5 separate regions of the Mus musculus genome follow, and regions 1, 2, 3 and 5 are each linked to region 4. The links are chromatin contacts, found by Hi-C or POLR2A ChIA-PET in ENCODE. All regions are on one chromosome and are shown on one strand. Each heading gives the region's core, a stretch centred on a gene start or an enhancer-like site at or near the end of the contact. The rest is flanking DNA. Distances are from core to core; before and after follow the strand shown. Region 1 holds the start of Slc16a3 (solute carrier family 16 (monocarboxylic acid transporters), member 3). Region 2 overlaps Ccdc57 (coiled-coil domain containing 57). Region 3 holds the start of A430102A20Rik (a long non-coding RNA gene). Region 4 holds the start of Fasn (fatty acid synthase). Region 5 holds the start of Rac3 (Rac family small GTPase 3).

The links. A loop is a pair of places that touch in the nucleus more often than their neighbours do. ChIA-PET counts read pairs that join two places held with the same protein, here RNA polymerase II (POLR2A).
Region 1: a loop to region 4 is called in a map of T-helper 2 cell, with 2.4 times the contacts of the local background. The contact joins the promoter of Slc16a3 here to the promoter of Fasn in region 4. A Hi-C loop is called at or near these places in 1 of 37 maps with a recorded cell type or tissue (T-helper 2 cell). POLR2A ChIA-PET finds 5 or more read pairs at or near these places in 2 of 5 experiments (both embryonic stem cell).
Region 2: a map of heart shows a loop between it and region 4 (5-fold over the local background). The contact joins the enhancer-like site here to the promoter of Fasn in region 4. A Hi-C loop is called at or near these places in 10 of 37 maps with a recorded cell type or tissue (adrenal gland, gastrocnemius, heart and 2 more). POLR2A ChIA-PET finds 5 or more read pairs at or near these places in 4 of 5 experiments (Patski and embryonic stem cell).
Region 3: POLR2A ChIA-PET joins it to region 4 with 14 read pairs in Patski. The contact joins the promoter of A430102A20Rik here to the promoter of Fasn in region 4. POLR2A ChIA-PET finds 5 or more read pairs at or near these places in 2 of 5 experiments (Patski and embryonic stem cell).
Region 5: POLR2A ChIA-PET joins it to region 4 with 11 read pairs in embryonic stem cell. The contact joins the promoter of Rac3 here to the promoter of Fasn in region 4. POLR2A ChIA-PET finds 5 or more read pairs at or near these places in 3 of 5 experiments (Patski and embryonic stem cell).

What each region holds. Positions count from the first base shown.
Region 1 is chr11:120,947,685-120,950,393 of GRCm38, forward strand. It overlaps Slc16a3 (solute carrier family 16 (monocarboxylic acid transporters), member 3), which reads left to right and starts at 1,383. Exons shown (of 6, transcript NM_001038653.1): 1 at 1,383-1,466.
Region 2 is chr11:120,901,782-120,904,530 of GRCm38, forward strand. Ccdc57 (coiled-coil domain containing 57) reads right to left here. Exons shown (of 19, transcript NM_027745.1): 4 at 2,203-2,304; 5 at 1,742-1,899; 6 at 1,535-1,609; 7 at 94-294. Among named protein-coding and RNA genes, the nearest start is that of A430102A20Rik, 30 kb to the right of the region's middle. Within about 2 kb of position 1,475, at least 1 of the 3 ENCODE cell types and tissues checked has a DNase peak (open chromatin) inside an H3K27ac peak, as active enhancers do; it is heart, where a contact is called at or near this core.
Region 3 is chr11:120,931,557-120,934,256 of GRCm38, forward strand. It overlaps A430102A20Rik (a long non-coding RNA gene), which reads left to right and starts at 1,308. Exons shown (of 3, transcript XR_880367.2): 1 at 1,308-1,535; 2 at 1,785-1,852; 3 at 2,000-2,456. It overlaps Ccdc57 (coiled-coil domain containing 57), which reads right to left and starts at 1,316. Exons shown (of 19, transcript NM_027745.1): 1 at 1,160-1,316.
Region 4 is chr11:120,823,108-120,825,807 of GRCm38, forward strand. Fasn (fatty acid synthase) reads right to left here and starts at 1,440. Exons shown (of 43, transcript NM_007988.3): 1 at 923-1,440.
Region 5 is chr11:120,720,164-120,722,920 of GRCm38, forward strand. It overlaps Rac3 (Rac family small GTPase 3), which reads left to right and starts at 1,305. Exons shown (of 6, transcript NM_133223.4): 1 at 1,305-1,478; 2 at 2,068-2,139; 3 at 2,346-2,463; 4 at 2,643-2,705. The coding sequence starts at 1,444. Lrrc45 (leucine rich repeat containing 45) reads left to right here. Exons shown (of 18, transcript NM_153545.2): 17 at 23-170; 18 at 455-965. The coding sequence ends at 651.

The sequences.
Region 1 (2,709 bases), core at 133-2,632, 120 kb after region 4:
ATCGGCACCCCTTGCACCCCTCGGAGGACTGGAAAGAACTCTCCCAGCTCAGAATGGCTCTACTCTCTCCCAATCCTGTTCCTTTCCGGGAAGTCAGCATTTGTAGAGCAGCATGCAAAGCTGCTGTCCTGTCCTCATCTCCCACACTGGGCTGGGAGTGTTAGGATTGCTCTTGTGCTCTGTGTATTCAGATGCCCCAAGAGTTCTGTGCCCCAAGATCAGGTTGCAGTCTGGACATGGGCAGCGTATTGACCAATGTGCTGTGGAGAATGCTCCCCAATAACTTCTGATTGGATAGTAAAAGGCTAAAGCCTGTGACTGGGCAGGAAAGAGAGGAAGGTGGAACTTGAGATGAGTAGGGGTATCTCCAGTAGGTACCAGGAAAAGGAAAAAGGCAGGGGAAGGAAGAGGCCTGCCTTGAGGCAGGATGGTCTGGGAGGATGGACCATGAGCACGTGGCCGAGAGAAAATCGCTGAGGACACTCATGGGGCAGAGCAAACACAGCAAGACTCAGTTGGCAAGTAATGTGGCGTCTATAGTTAGGATGTTATAGCAATCTCAGAACCTGCCCGGTTTAAACTTACAGCTTGTTAATAAAAACACCAGGTTTCTTTGCCCCCCCCCCCGCCCCCCAGGGAGCTATACAGGCTAGAGTGGAGCAGAAATCCCCCCATAAAAATCACTTCTATAGGAGTTGAGGGGCGACAGAGCAGGGCTGTGTCAGTGCCTGTATCTGACTTTGTTGCAGGGCCCCGACCACAGGGGAAAACGGAAGTTCAGGGAGGTTGACAGCCTTGCCCAAGATCCCCGGTCAGTCCAAGGTGCCTGAGTCTTCCTAACTAGGGAAGACAGCTGCCACAGCCACACAATAGCCCAGGCTGAGGCACGAGCAAGGTATGGTGGTTTGGATGGGGCGAAAGTCCGAAGTAGGCAGGCGGCAGGAGCCCTGTGTGCATGAGGTGTGGTGGGGGCGTGTGCCACCCGGCAGAAGGCGCAGGCCAGAAGGCCAGGGTCTGGAGGGCAAAAGGTCCCAGTCTCGGAGATAGCGAGGACATTGCCACTCTCTTGCAGGAATCATGGAAGGAGCCCACAGTCTTGGGAGGGGATAAATGGAGGGTAGAATGGGAAGCAGAGGTGGGTAGTCACGGCCCAAGGGCGCGGAAGAGAACAGTGAGAAGGTCTGCGTTGGGTGGGGCCCGGGCCCCGGGCGCCTATAGAGCGAGTGCCAGCCTGGTCTCCCTGTTAAGTGGAGATGGCATTGTCCGCGCCGTCGGGGAACAGCGGCCAGGGCGCCCCCTCCGGCAGCGGCGCGGGGTCCGGGTGGGGAGGGCAGGGGCGGCGCCAGGCAGCGGTGACGTGCGCGGGGGACGTGCCGCGCGACGGATGAGAGCACTTAAAGTCGCCCCCGGCGCGGCGCCGGGCAGCCAAGGCGGACAGAGGCAGATACAGCGGCTGGCGGTAACAGGTAGGCGCGGCGAGATGCTTGGCGCGCGGAGCGAGGCTGGGACCCTCCCCCCGCCTCCAGTCGCCCAAGGTTTGGGGCCTTCGATCATCAGGCGGGGGATCCAGACCTGGAGCTCCCGGCCCCTGACCCTCTCTCCTCCTGGTTCTCCAGCCCCATTCTTTCTTGACTTGGAGAACCTTCTCACCACTGCGGCTCCACCAAAGGGCCATGAACAGCCAGTTGCGCGCTTGCATCCTGCTTCCCTGCCCTCGTAGACGCCTATCTATCCATCCGGTAGCCCTCGGGGGCTGGGCTTCGTCCAGGAGGGCAGCTGCCCTGGGCGACCAAACGTCCAGAGTATAAATAGCTCGGCCCAAGAGGGTTGGAGCGTGGCCGGACGGCCGGGGAACCTGGGCTATATTTGGTGGGAATGCTACAGCCTCCTTGGAACCCCGAATCTCCAGCGGGCGTCAGCAGGCCGCCCAGTGAGAGAGAGGGACACGTGCGCTTCGGAATGGTGCCACGTTGGGGGAGGTATGCCCTCGGGTCTCTTTCATCTCTTTACATCCACCTTTTCTACCATCTTAAACTCATCAACTCTTACCCAGCCACCACTATTAACCCAAACTAGGCACATGAAAGTGGGGTTTTCCTCCGGAGTGGGCTCTGTTTGCTCTATTCTCATCCGATAGGAAAACCAGGCACGGTCTGTTTTCTTACCTGACAAGTGGGTTGACTAGGCGCCTGCCTGGATGCTGGTCCAGTCAACAGACAGGCTCAAGAAACTGTTAACTCTGGACAGCTGATAGTGCTTGGAATCTGGGTGACAAGCAAGGAGAGGGCAGCAGGGCCCAGGCCGACAGGAACCCTTTCAGGACAACAGGTTGGTCTGAGCGTAACGGCAAGGTTCTCCCCATAACACAGGCTCATTAGCTTTCCCAAAGTTCTTCTGTTGGGAGCAGGTTATCCCCGAGGGCTCCCGGCATCATTGTACAGGCCCAAAGTTGGCTGGTGTCCCGTGGGTGCTGGGTCCGTCCGTGTTGAGGAACGAGGACAGTCCTAAAAGTGTGTGGACTCACTCAGGATGAGCAGTGACTAGTGCACAGCTAGGATGCTGTGCAAAGGATGAGTCTACCCCTTAAGGGGCACTGAGGACACTACCGAGATACATGTGGCCCCTTCTTGGCAAGGACTTTGAATAACCAGTGGTTTGGTTCCAAGATGGACTTGGCCACATCACCAGTGACCTTGGGCAGGGCTTGCT
Region 2 (2,749 bases), core at 225-2,724, 79 kb after region 4:
AAAATTCCATTCTAAAATGGCCCACATCTGCCTCTGCCTTGGACACAGGCACACGAGGCTGTTGGGCTGGGCCGGCCAGAGGCAGCAGCTCACTTGTCAGTAAGGGCGTTCTTCTCCTTGGCGTCCTCTGCTCTTGTGCACTCAGCCCTGCGCAGTTGTCCCTCCAGGGTTTCACAGAGGAACTGAAGCTCCAGCACCTTGGCGTCCAGCGTCTGCAGCTCCTCTGCATGGGCGCGCTTCACTGCCGCCAGCACTGTGTCTTTCTCCCTGGCTTGACGGTCAAGCTCTTCATGTCTGAAACACAGGGGAGGGTCCCGCGGTGGCTCACTCAGTGCCCTGGAACCTTCCAAAGTGTTTGCCATCCTTTTCTTACACTACAGCTGTCCCTGACAAGATGGCTGACTCTGCAGGAGTAACTTGTGGGCGCGCTAGCTCTTCCCATGTAAGCAGATCTTCTTAGGTGCCGGGCTCTCGGAGGCCCCCAAAGCTCACACAGATACCAAAGCAGATTCACAAAACACTCCTAACAACCTACGCTTGACCAGCCATGGAAAACAGATGCCACCTGCCTCTCAGATGGGCAGACTCCTGAGCACTCCCTTAGTGTATCAGTTTGTCCGTACTGCACAAATAGTGGCATGAGAAAACACAAGAGAAAATTTCTTCCCCTCCCAAGTGTAACTGGGCAGCCTGAGTGTGTGGTGTGTGGTAGCTACAGTTACTGTTCCCTTTAGAAGAGAGAGTAAATGCGTCTTGCTGAGTCCACACTGAGCTTCCAGCTGGCATCCCCGCCCCACTCCTCGTTGACCGACTCCTTACTGTCCCAGCACCTCCCGAACCCTGCAGTACTGGGGGGAGGAGCAATGCTTTAACTGCATGGCTGAAGCTCCGCCTTGAGGCAGCACACCACCACTTCCTGGGTGTCCCAGACCTGGCAACGTGAAGAGCCTGCTGCAGTCAGAGGGACAGAATCCAGAGTCTACATCAGCAATAGTAGGGGGACATCAGCATGGCAAAGCTTGAGGCGATCGTCTAAAACTTATACACTAGCTAGTAAGACAGCCAAGGTCTAAATGTTAACGCTTAATTTTTAAATACTTATTTACCTAGTATGGAGGCATATGTGTGGAGTCAGTTCTCTCCTTTTACCACATGGGTTCCAGGGATGGAACTCAGGTCACCAGCTATGGTGACAAGTGACTTTATCCACAAAGCCATCTCATTTACCCATAAAAGTTAAAATTTAACTAAGGTTATATTTTTAAAAGCCTGTTTTAGACACTGGAGACTAAATCCAGAGTTTTCAACATTCTTAGTTTGTGTTTTATCAATGACCTGAATTGGACTCTTGGTCCTTAAAAAGTTTAAGCTTGGAGACACCGGATGCCTAACCCTCTCTGAGGAAGGAGAGCATGGTGCCAGCCACAGCAGCGTCCCAGCTCAGGCTGCCCGCCCACCTGCCACAGGGCTCTTGTCTCCAGTAAGCAAGATCTAGACTCTTTTCCAGTGGCACCACCCAGGCAGAAATACGCACTTCCTCCTGAAAGTCTCCTCAGCTTTCTTCTTGGCCAGCTGTGCCGAGTAAAGCTTCTTCTCCAAGCCCTTTATCCTAAACAGAAACCGTATCAGTAAAGAGCAGTTACGTAAGAGATCAAAGAGTAGAACGGAAAGATGCCAGGAAGGCAACGCCACCAGATCTAGTCCTTACGGCCACAATGCCTGGAGAACAGAACCTACGCACCGAGCGTCCTTCACGGCCTCCAGATCCTGGAGTTCCCGGGCACGCTCCTGCAGCTTCCTCTCTAATTCCACGTGTTCTGCTTCTGCCTTCTGCAGACTCTCTGCTGCCCGTGCTCCAGCGTCTCTCAGAGCTTGCAGCTCTTTGTTTAGTAGTTTTATCTGAGAAAGATTGAAAAGTTCCAGGAGAGGAGATGGGTAAAAGGAACAGTGTGAAGCCTGGCGTGGTCCCAGCGCTCGGCAGGCACAGGCAGGCGGAGCTCTAAGTTCAAGGCCAGCCTGGTCTACAGAGTGAGTTCCAAGATAGACGGGACTACACAGAGAAACCCTGTCTCAACAAACAAACAAACAAACAGACAGACTGACTGACTGACTGACTGACTAACAAAGGAACAGCATGGTATTCTGCAGCACTGGGTAATTAAAGTTGCAATGGTGATTCGAAGCCCAGGGCCAGCCAGTTACCTTGAGCTCATGTGTCAGGACTACGTTGCTCATGTCGTCAGCCCTCAGCTGGAACTCATGCTCTCTTCTCTGCATTTTAGATTCAAACTCCAGCAGCAGCTCCTGGGACAAAAGAGCCAGGAGTGAAGGAGAGTGGCTGCCGCCAAGGCCTCAGCTTAGGTGTGAGACTGACACACAGTGTGAATCACGGTTTTATACTACAAACAAAGTTTTCTGTTCTACAGATAAACTGCTTACCTCTATTTCCCTACCACCACTCTTCAATATCTGTACATCTATACACGCTTTTAATCCCAGCACTCAGGAGGCAGAGGCAAGCGGATTTCTGAGTTTGAGGCCAGCCTGGTCTACAGAGTGAGTTCTAGGACAGCCAAGGCTACACAGAGAAACCCTGTCTCGAAAAACAAACAAAACCAACCAACCAACCAACGACAGAACAACAAAAATTCTCAGGTAAAATGGGGTCATAGATGAAACCATTTTAAGAAGCCTCTCTCTGAGGGATGACTGTAACTCTTGCAGTTCGGTGAGCACCCAGGTTGCAGCC
Region 3 (2,700 bases), core at 58-2,557, 110 kb after region 4:
AGGTCCTCCCTGTGGGGACATCAATGATCTCCATCTCTTCATGACTAGCCCATCCCTTGGAGTCGCTGTTATCCTCCACCTGCTATTCCCAGGGAGGACCGACCTGTACCCAGGCAGGAGCCCTGGAGAATACAGCCTGTTCTTGTTTCCTGCAGCTCTCCCTGGGCCCCAGCTGCCAGAGCAGTGATTGAAACCTACACTGATGCCGATTCTAAATAAAGACTGCTGGAAACTGGATCCCACTTCAGTCCGAATGGTCTGAATGGCCTTTGATTCAGTTAACTTGTGATTCTTTTTCTGCACCCAACATAGCAAGAATAAAACATGAAATCAAAAGAAAAAAAAAAATCAGGAAGCTTTCACTGACGTATGCTAAAATTAGTAGCTGAAAATATGGTTAAAAGCAAGACTTTTACACAGTCAAGCACCTCCCCAAATGGTGTTTATTATTTACAATAAGAAAATAGAAACCTGGGGGCTGGTGAGATGGCTCAGTGGGTAAGAGCACCCGACTGCTCTTCTAAAGGTCCTGAGTTCAAATCCCAGCAACCACATAGTGGCTCACAACCATCTGTAGTAGGATCTGATGCCCTCTTCTAATGTGTCTGAAGACAGCTGCAGTGTACTTACATATAATAAATAAATAAATCTTAAAAAAAAAAGGAAAGAAAACAGAAACCTTGTTATTTATTTAGATTTTAAGACAGAGTCTCTACATAGCTCTGGCTGTCCTGGAACTATGCAGACCAGGCCGGCCTCGAAATAACAGAAATCCGCCTGCCTCTGCCCCCAAATCCTGGGATTTTAAAGCATGTGCCACCATGCCGAGTAGAAAATAATAACTTTATGTTAGCCCCTTGGCAGCCACCACTTAAACCACTCAAACCTTGGCGACGAAAGTATTCCCCAGTAATGGGGCGTTTGCCTTCTGGGAGGCACGAGCGCGCCATTTTCTTGTTTAAAATGTGTAACTTAATTGTGTAAAATATCGGGCCAAGCCAGGATGACAAGTAGTCTACAAGATAATGGACTAATGAAGTCAGTGAGGGACTGAAGCGCTGTGAAGCGCGTGTGGCTAATCACGAGGTAGGCGTTTGGGAGTCTGAGTCAAAGAAAGCTACAGGGGAGCAAGAACCTGATGCGATGACCGTCCACTCACCGCGTGTGCCAGGACGGTCCCAGCGGAATTAGCTTCGTCTCCCGCGTGCGACCTAGAGCTGCGCCAGCTGGGACCCGGGTCTCCAGGATTCCGAGCGCCAGCACTCTCCCGCCCGAACCTACAGCGCGGGCCACGTTACCATAGCGACTGGAGTCAGTAACCTTGGTCCCGGTGCACCCTGAGCGGCGCTCCGATCCCGCCGGGCAGAAACAGGAGTCTCAACACAAAAGAGTTCCGACCTGTGCGCTGGTACCGAAGGAAGAGACGCTTGGGGTTCCGTGGCCTAGCAGACTCCCTGAGTAGTGCGAGCCAGTGAGCAAGGACCTACACCTACGGGGCCCTGTGCCCTCCCCCAGCTGTCCTGAGGGTCCCCAAGGTGCCCATTCTGGAGTCCCAAAGGGCTAACTTCAGCTTAGCAGGAGGTGCCTGTAGGCGGAGGGACTGGGAGCTCAGGGATGGAACCTGCAAGTCGTGGGTGGGAAGTTATTCTGGGACTCAGGTTTTCCCTTTGTAGACTGCACATGAGACTGTAACAAGGGTGCACATGGCAAGAGTGGGTGGAGGTTGCACCTAGGGCATGTCGCCAGGCGGAGAGGGCTAAGTGAAGAAGTTGATCCTCTTTCAGAGCCCTGGGTAAGGCGCAGTCACAAGAAGTCCATCCACGATTTGGTCTGAAACCCCAAGCATCAAAAGGTGAATGATCCTCCAAGACCCCAGCTTTCATGGAGCGTGTCCTGGACTAAGAAGAGTTGGATGGAATGGGGCTGGTTGCTGGGAAGGGCCTGCATGAGCCCCAGGAATTCGTTGTAGGCTCGCCTTTGTCTTTCTTTAAATCCTTAGGTCATCTGAGGGCCAGGGAGATGGCTCTGTGGATGTGTCAGTCTGATGACCTGATTCACACTCTGGGACCCACAGAATGGAAGGAGAGAACCAATTCCCATGAGTCTTCCCTATCCCCCATATGTTATGGTCTGCACGTTCACACAGTCACAAATAATAAAAAGAATGGTATTCTTATCTCTTTATACTGAAGAAGTTAAACTGTGGCCTGGTCCTGGAACTGGCATACACACCTAAACCAGCATAATTCCTAGGGGATGGGGAGTGTCTGGGAATCCCCTCCTCCAGGAGGGCAGTATCAAGAAGTCTAGTCATTCCTACTTTCCTGTCCTATATCCTGCCGTCTTCCTCTACCCGTCAGTCTCTTTCCCTCAACTTGCTGTCCCCACTTCCTGACAGCAAATGCTTGGTGTTTGAACCTTCCCCCAACCAGCTTGTCTTTGTAGCCTTCTTCTCAGCCAGGGAGTCCCCTGAACTTCTAGGGGCCTTCTGTTCTATTAGAAAGTGAGGTAACCTCAACTGCCAGTTCTTTGCTGTCAAATGTAAAACCCTTGCCTTAATTGAGGGGTCCAAGGGTCAGCCCCATTCCACAAGTATGTTCACACCCCTTGTCTCTGCCTCACTCTGTCACAGGAGCTTCCTGTAGTTGGTCTTTGCTACTTTGTGGTTCTTTTTCCCACCCCTGTTTCACCCCACCATCA
Region 4 (2,700 bases), core at 190-2,689:
GCTACCTGGGACCATAGGATCTCCAGTTGCCTACTGGATGCTCCATCCCAGGCTAGTCAAATCAGGAACTTGCAAACAGAAGTGGGGCTTCAAGAAACAGGGTCTGGGGCACTCTCACCTTAAGCCACGGGGAAGCCAGCGCGCTTCCCTTTCACGAAGAGGGTGGAGACTGACTGCCGTTCAGTGCCAGCCAGGACGCCAGGCTTGGTTAGGACCCAGAGGGAACAGGCCCGACAACTAGTGAGTGCCCAGGCCTAGCAGGGCTGAGGCAAACCGATCCCCTGCCAATGGACCCTTTCAGCAAGGTCCGACCTGGAATACTACTCTCAGCTTGGTGCGGTTAGGGGAAAGGTGAAGCCTCTCGCCATCTGGTCGAACACTTTGTAACCTGGCCGAGGCAGCAGAAGGATCTGCTAGATCCTCCTGTCCCTAAGGCACTTGCCCAGGGCAGTTCAGGCCTTGCAACCGTAGTCCAACGAGAAGGCTTCCGTGCCACCCAGCCGGTGAGGCCTGGATGGTCTGATGACTTCCGCTGAGGCCCCTGGGGCCTCGTGCGCACCCAGACCCGCATCTGCCTTCTCCAAGCTGAAGCCCGGGTACCACCGCGGCCTCCTGCGCCCTGCCAAAGCCGCCCAGTGCGAGTGAAGGCCCCGGCCCCATCCACGAGGCGCCCAGACTCCTGCACCCGGTTGGCGCGGCGCCCACGTGACAGCGGCCCGCCGCGCTGGCTCTCCGCACACCCCTCCCGCGCCCCTCTCGGCCTGATCGCGGAGCTCAGCCCGGTGGCTGGCTGTCGGAGGGGCGCGGCGGCGCTTTTGTGAGCGCAGGGGTGCCGAGGATGGGCGCCCGCCTATCCTTCCACTGGAGCCGTGGCATCCCGACACCGGCCTGCCGCCCCGGAACCCCGAACGCAGCGGCGTACCTGTCTGGGCTCTGGAGGCAGACGACAAGCGAGGAGCGCGGCAGGCGAACTGGACGGGACGCCGCTGCCGTCTCTCTGGCTCCCTCTAGGCCGCGCCGGCGCTATTTAAACCGCGGCCATCCCCGCGCGGCCACGCCACATGGGCTGACAGCTTGGCTGCGCCGCCCAGGCCAATGAGCGTCGGGGCTGCGCCCCGGGACCCGGCGCGCCGCCGCCGGTGGGGTGATGCCCGCGCGCGCCGCCCCCAGCCGGGACCCTGCACGGGCGCGCGCTGGAGCACAAGGAACGCGCAGCCCCCGCCTGCTTCCGTCCCCGCCCCCGGCCTCGCGCGGGCCACGCGGGGCTCATCCCGACGCCCTCATCTCTGTCCTCCCACCCCCACCCCCTCGCGGCCGGTGCCAGGTGTGCACTGTGCGCGCGCAGTGTGGGTCGGGCGTGCTTGGTCACACTGGAAACTCTGCACTGAGGAGGACACCAGGGCCACGCGGGGGGACAGGTCCGTGTCGCTGCGATTCCACGCCGCGATCGTAGCGCGCGCGGAACCGAGGGGCGTGGCCTGCTCCACATCGAAACCAATTGGACACCGAGGCCGTTCTCGGTGGCCCAATGGCGGCGCGCGGGTGGGCGTTGCTAGGCAATAGGGTGATGGGCCGGCAACAGCGGCAAAGCACTTCGCGGGCCCCCGCGCAAGCGCGGTCGTTGACCCTGGCGGAGGGCGCCTCAGGCGGGGTTACTACCGGTCATCGTGGCCCAGCTTTCTCGGACTCCCACCCTCTGTGGCCACCTTGGAGACCAGGATGCGGGCAGGGACGGGAGCAGTAGGCAGGATAGGGAACACTGACGGGCGCGTGTGGCGGCCTCCGGAGTCCGCTCAGTGTCCAGGCGCGGCCATCTGGCGAGCGGGATACCACCCCTCCCCCGCCTGGTGGGAACAAAGGAGCTGCTGCGCGCCTCCCTGAGTTTCCGGGACCCTCTCCCTCCCTCCCTTTAAATTCCTCTTTTCAAAGGGTTATCGAATTTGGGGGCGGGGGATGACAAAACTCACCGTCCAAAAAGACACAGACTTCTCAGGGTTGGGTCCCTTGAGTGCCTAGAGAGGTTGTTCCCTTCCCTCCTGTCCTTCCACTACAGGCCCAGGCCACTAAGACTGACCTCCTTATGGGGTAATGGCCCGGGAGTGGGGGGGAGGGGGAAGGGGGCTAGTGTCAGTGGTCCTTGACTGCAAGTCTATAGCAAAAGCCAGAGCCTCAGAGCCTTGCTTGTCAACCCTGGCTTCTAGCTTCTCCAACTTGGCTATCCACCCAGGCTTTCTGTGGAAGGAGGCTAAGCAGGGACCCTGAAGGGCAGCCTATAGGACTGGCAGGTGTATTCTGCCCATAAGCTGGCTTGCCCCCAAGCTCTCCCATTTTGCCCCTATGCCTTTGTGGGTGTCTTTGGGTTTCAGGGCCAGCCTAGGAAAGTTTTACAAAAGGCCTGTACACATACTAGCCAGAGCAGTCCCACCCCAGCTCCTGGTGCCTTGAGATAGGTCATGTTTGCCTTCTCACTGGCCAGGCTGCTGGCCAACCCTAAGTGGTCAGCAGAGCTCTGCCCTCTGCAGCTGTCAGGGTCTCAGCTGGAGGAGATGTAACCCAGGGATGCAGAGTCTGGGCCGTGCACAGAGCAGGATGCTGAGGGCAGAGCAAACTTCTCTGATCATCTTTTCACCAAAGGAAGTTGCATGGCTACATCTCAGAAACACGTGACAAACAAAGTGGATTGCCAGATGTGGATATGAG
Region 5 (2,757 bases), core at 55-2,554, 100 kb before region 4:
ACCCTCCCCAACCCCATCCCAGGAGCTGATCAACAAAGACCAAGAAAAAGTGGCCGAAGTGGCCAGGGTCAGAGTAGAGCTGCAGGAACAGATGGGCCGTATGCAGGCTGACCTGGTGGCCCAGGAGGCGCTGAGAGAGAAGGTGGCAGCCCTGGAGCGTCAAATGAAAGGTTAGCACATGTCACCTGGGCAGCTGAGTTTGGCGGGGGTAAAAGTGGGGGAATTTCCTTTCTAAAGACCCAGCCCCCCCCCCCCCCCTTTTTGAGACAGGGTTTCTCTGTGTAGCCCTGGCTGCCCTATAACTCACTCTGTAGACCAGGCTGGCCTTCGAACTCAGATCTGCCTGCCTCTGCCTTCCAAGAGCTATTATTATTAAAGGTGTGCCGCACCACCTCATGGCTGCAGGAAGGCAAGACACCTACTACCCCCTCCTTATTGAGTCTCTCTCTTGCAGTGATCGGGAGTGAACACCGGGAGGCGCTGTTGGACAGAGAGAGTGAGAACGCATCTCTCCGAGAGAAGCTGCGGCTCAAAGAGGCAGAAATCTCCCGTATCCGGGACGAAGAGGCCCAGAGGGCAAGCTTCCTGCAAAACGCTGTCTTGGCTTACGTGCAGGGGTCCCCTCTGAGAGCCTTGAGTCCCCCTAAATGAAGGGAAGCGGGAGAACCGAAGCGCCCAGCGAGGGTAGAAATGCTGCATCCCATTCTCAAGGGCAGGCCCGGGGTCCAAAAAGCATCAGCTGCAGTTGCAGGGCAGGGTTCTGTCAACATCGGTGCTCAGCGGCACACCTGCCGGTCCAAGGGACTTCATCCACAGTTCACCGTTAGCATAGGCGCGATGAAGCATACAGGATCGCGCTCAGACAACCCGGTCCCAGAACCACAAACAGGACAGGACAGCGGTGGGAGGAAGCAGACTCCCCAATGGCAGGGTGGAAATACAGAACTTTTGTACTTGGTGATAAATTCTCGTCCAGTTCCTTTCTGCACCAGTTGCCCCAACCGCGAAAATGACTACTGGGTCACTCTGATTGCTCTCAGGCAACTAGGAAGGCCACCTCTGTAGTGGGTCGTAGACACGAGGGTTTCTCGGCTGCAGGGTGGGCTGGTGTCCCTGTTAAGCATCAGTCTCGGCCGCCCCGGCGCATCCATTTCTGTGGCGTCGCCAACCTGAGCTACACCGTGGCACGTCCTTGTTCCTGGGTGCGGACCCTCAGCCTGAGCCTTCGGGGTCCAAGGACTGGCTGGGGCTCCGCCCCCGCCGCAGCTCGCCCCTTGCCCCGCCCCGCCTGCGCGCACTCGGCTGTCTTCGCACCCGACACTCGGCGGTGCTCGGCTGTCTCCGGCCGCTCGCTCGGCGTTCGGGTCCGCGGCCGCTGCGGCGCCGGGCATTTCTCCGCAGCTCGGCTCGCGGCCGCGCCCGCCGCCGCCCGGCCCCGCGCCCATGCAGGCCATCAAGTGCGTGGTGGTTGGCGATGGGTGAGTGCGCTGTCCCGAGCCGCAGGGGCGGAGGGGCTGGTAGGCGGCTACGGGGTGCGGCTCGGCGGGGCGGGGCAGACAGACGCGCGGGGTCCAGGCGAGGCAGCTCTGCCGCGCCCCCACCACAGCTCGGCCGCGTGCGTCCAGGGACTGATGGGGTGGGGTCAAGCTGAAGCTATCCACTTCTTCCAGCCCGGGCACACCTGATGCTGCCCGGCCTCTGCCCGGTGCTCTCAGTGGGTGGGGCGGGGGCCTCACCTGTGCTGATTCCTGGGTGGCTCCACCCTCGCGCCAGCCACCCAAGGTGCTGGAGCTCTGACGCCCCTGTGCGTTGCGGCGTGCCCTATCCAGGGTTGTGAGCCCTTGCAGCCGCGCCCACTACTGTGCTCCCTCGTAGGCTAGCCTGCTCTGGTCGTTTTCTATTAGTCCCAGGTGGCCGCAGATTTACCGAGCTACGACCTATCCACCCCACCCCAGTCACCCAAAGTAACCTCTAGCTCTGTAGGAGCGTGCTGTCCTTGCCGGGGGTGGGGGAAGAAGGGGCGGAGGCTCGGTCCTTGATCCACGTGGGCTGAACCTCTTTCTACAGTGCCGTGGGGAAGACGTGCCTGCTGATCAGCTACACGACCAACGCCTTCCCAGGAGAATATATCCCCACAGTGTGAGTGCATGGGGATCGGGAGGTAGCCGGGGCTGGCCACTAGAGGCCAGGCACACGTGCATGGGACCTCCCAAGGTTCCAGGGCTGGTTCAAGTGACCCTGGTTCTGGGTTTCCGTGGTGAGGTGGGGTGCTGGCCAGAGTTTGGGTTCTGTCTGGGCACCAGTAGCCTGGCATCCCTGCCCAGCCTAGCCTTTCTACTTCGCAGTTTCGACAACTACTCAGCCAACGTGATGGTGGATGGGAAGCCAGTTAACCTGGGGCTGTGGGACACTGCTGGCCAGGAAGACTACGATAGGCTTCGGCCACTCTCCTATCCTCAAACAGTAGGCGGCAAGAGGGCCGACTCTGGGAGTGGGGTGGTTCCCAAAATGGAGTGGGGAGCTAGCCTTGGAACTAGCCTCGAACTCTGGGTGTAGGGTGGTTCCTGAATGGAATGGGGAGCTAGCCTTGTCTACCTGCAAGGACATCCTTTGGTCACTTCTGTCTGTCCCTCCCTCTGAAGGATGTCTTTCTGATCTGCTTCTCCCTGGTGAGCCCAGCCTCCTTTGAGAATGTCCGTGCCAAGGTAGGTGGGTCTAGGCAGAAGGCACACCCCTCTGCCAGGGATCTTTTCTGCT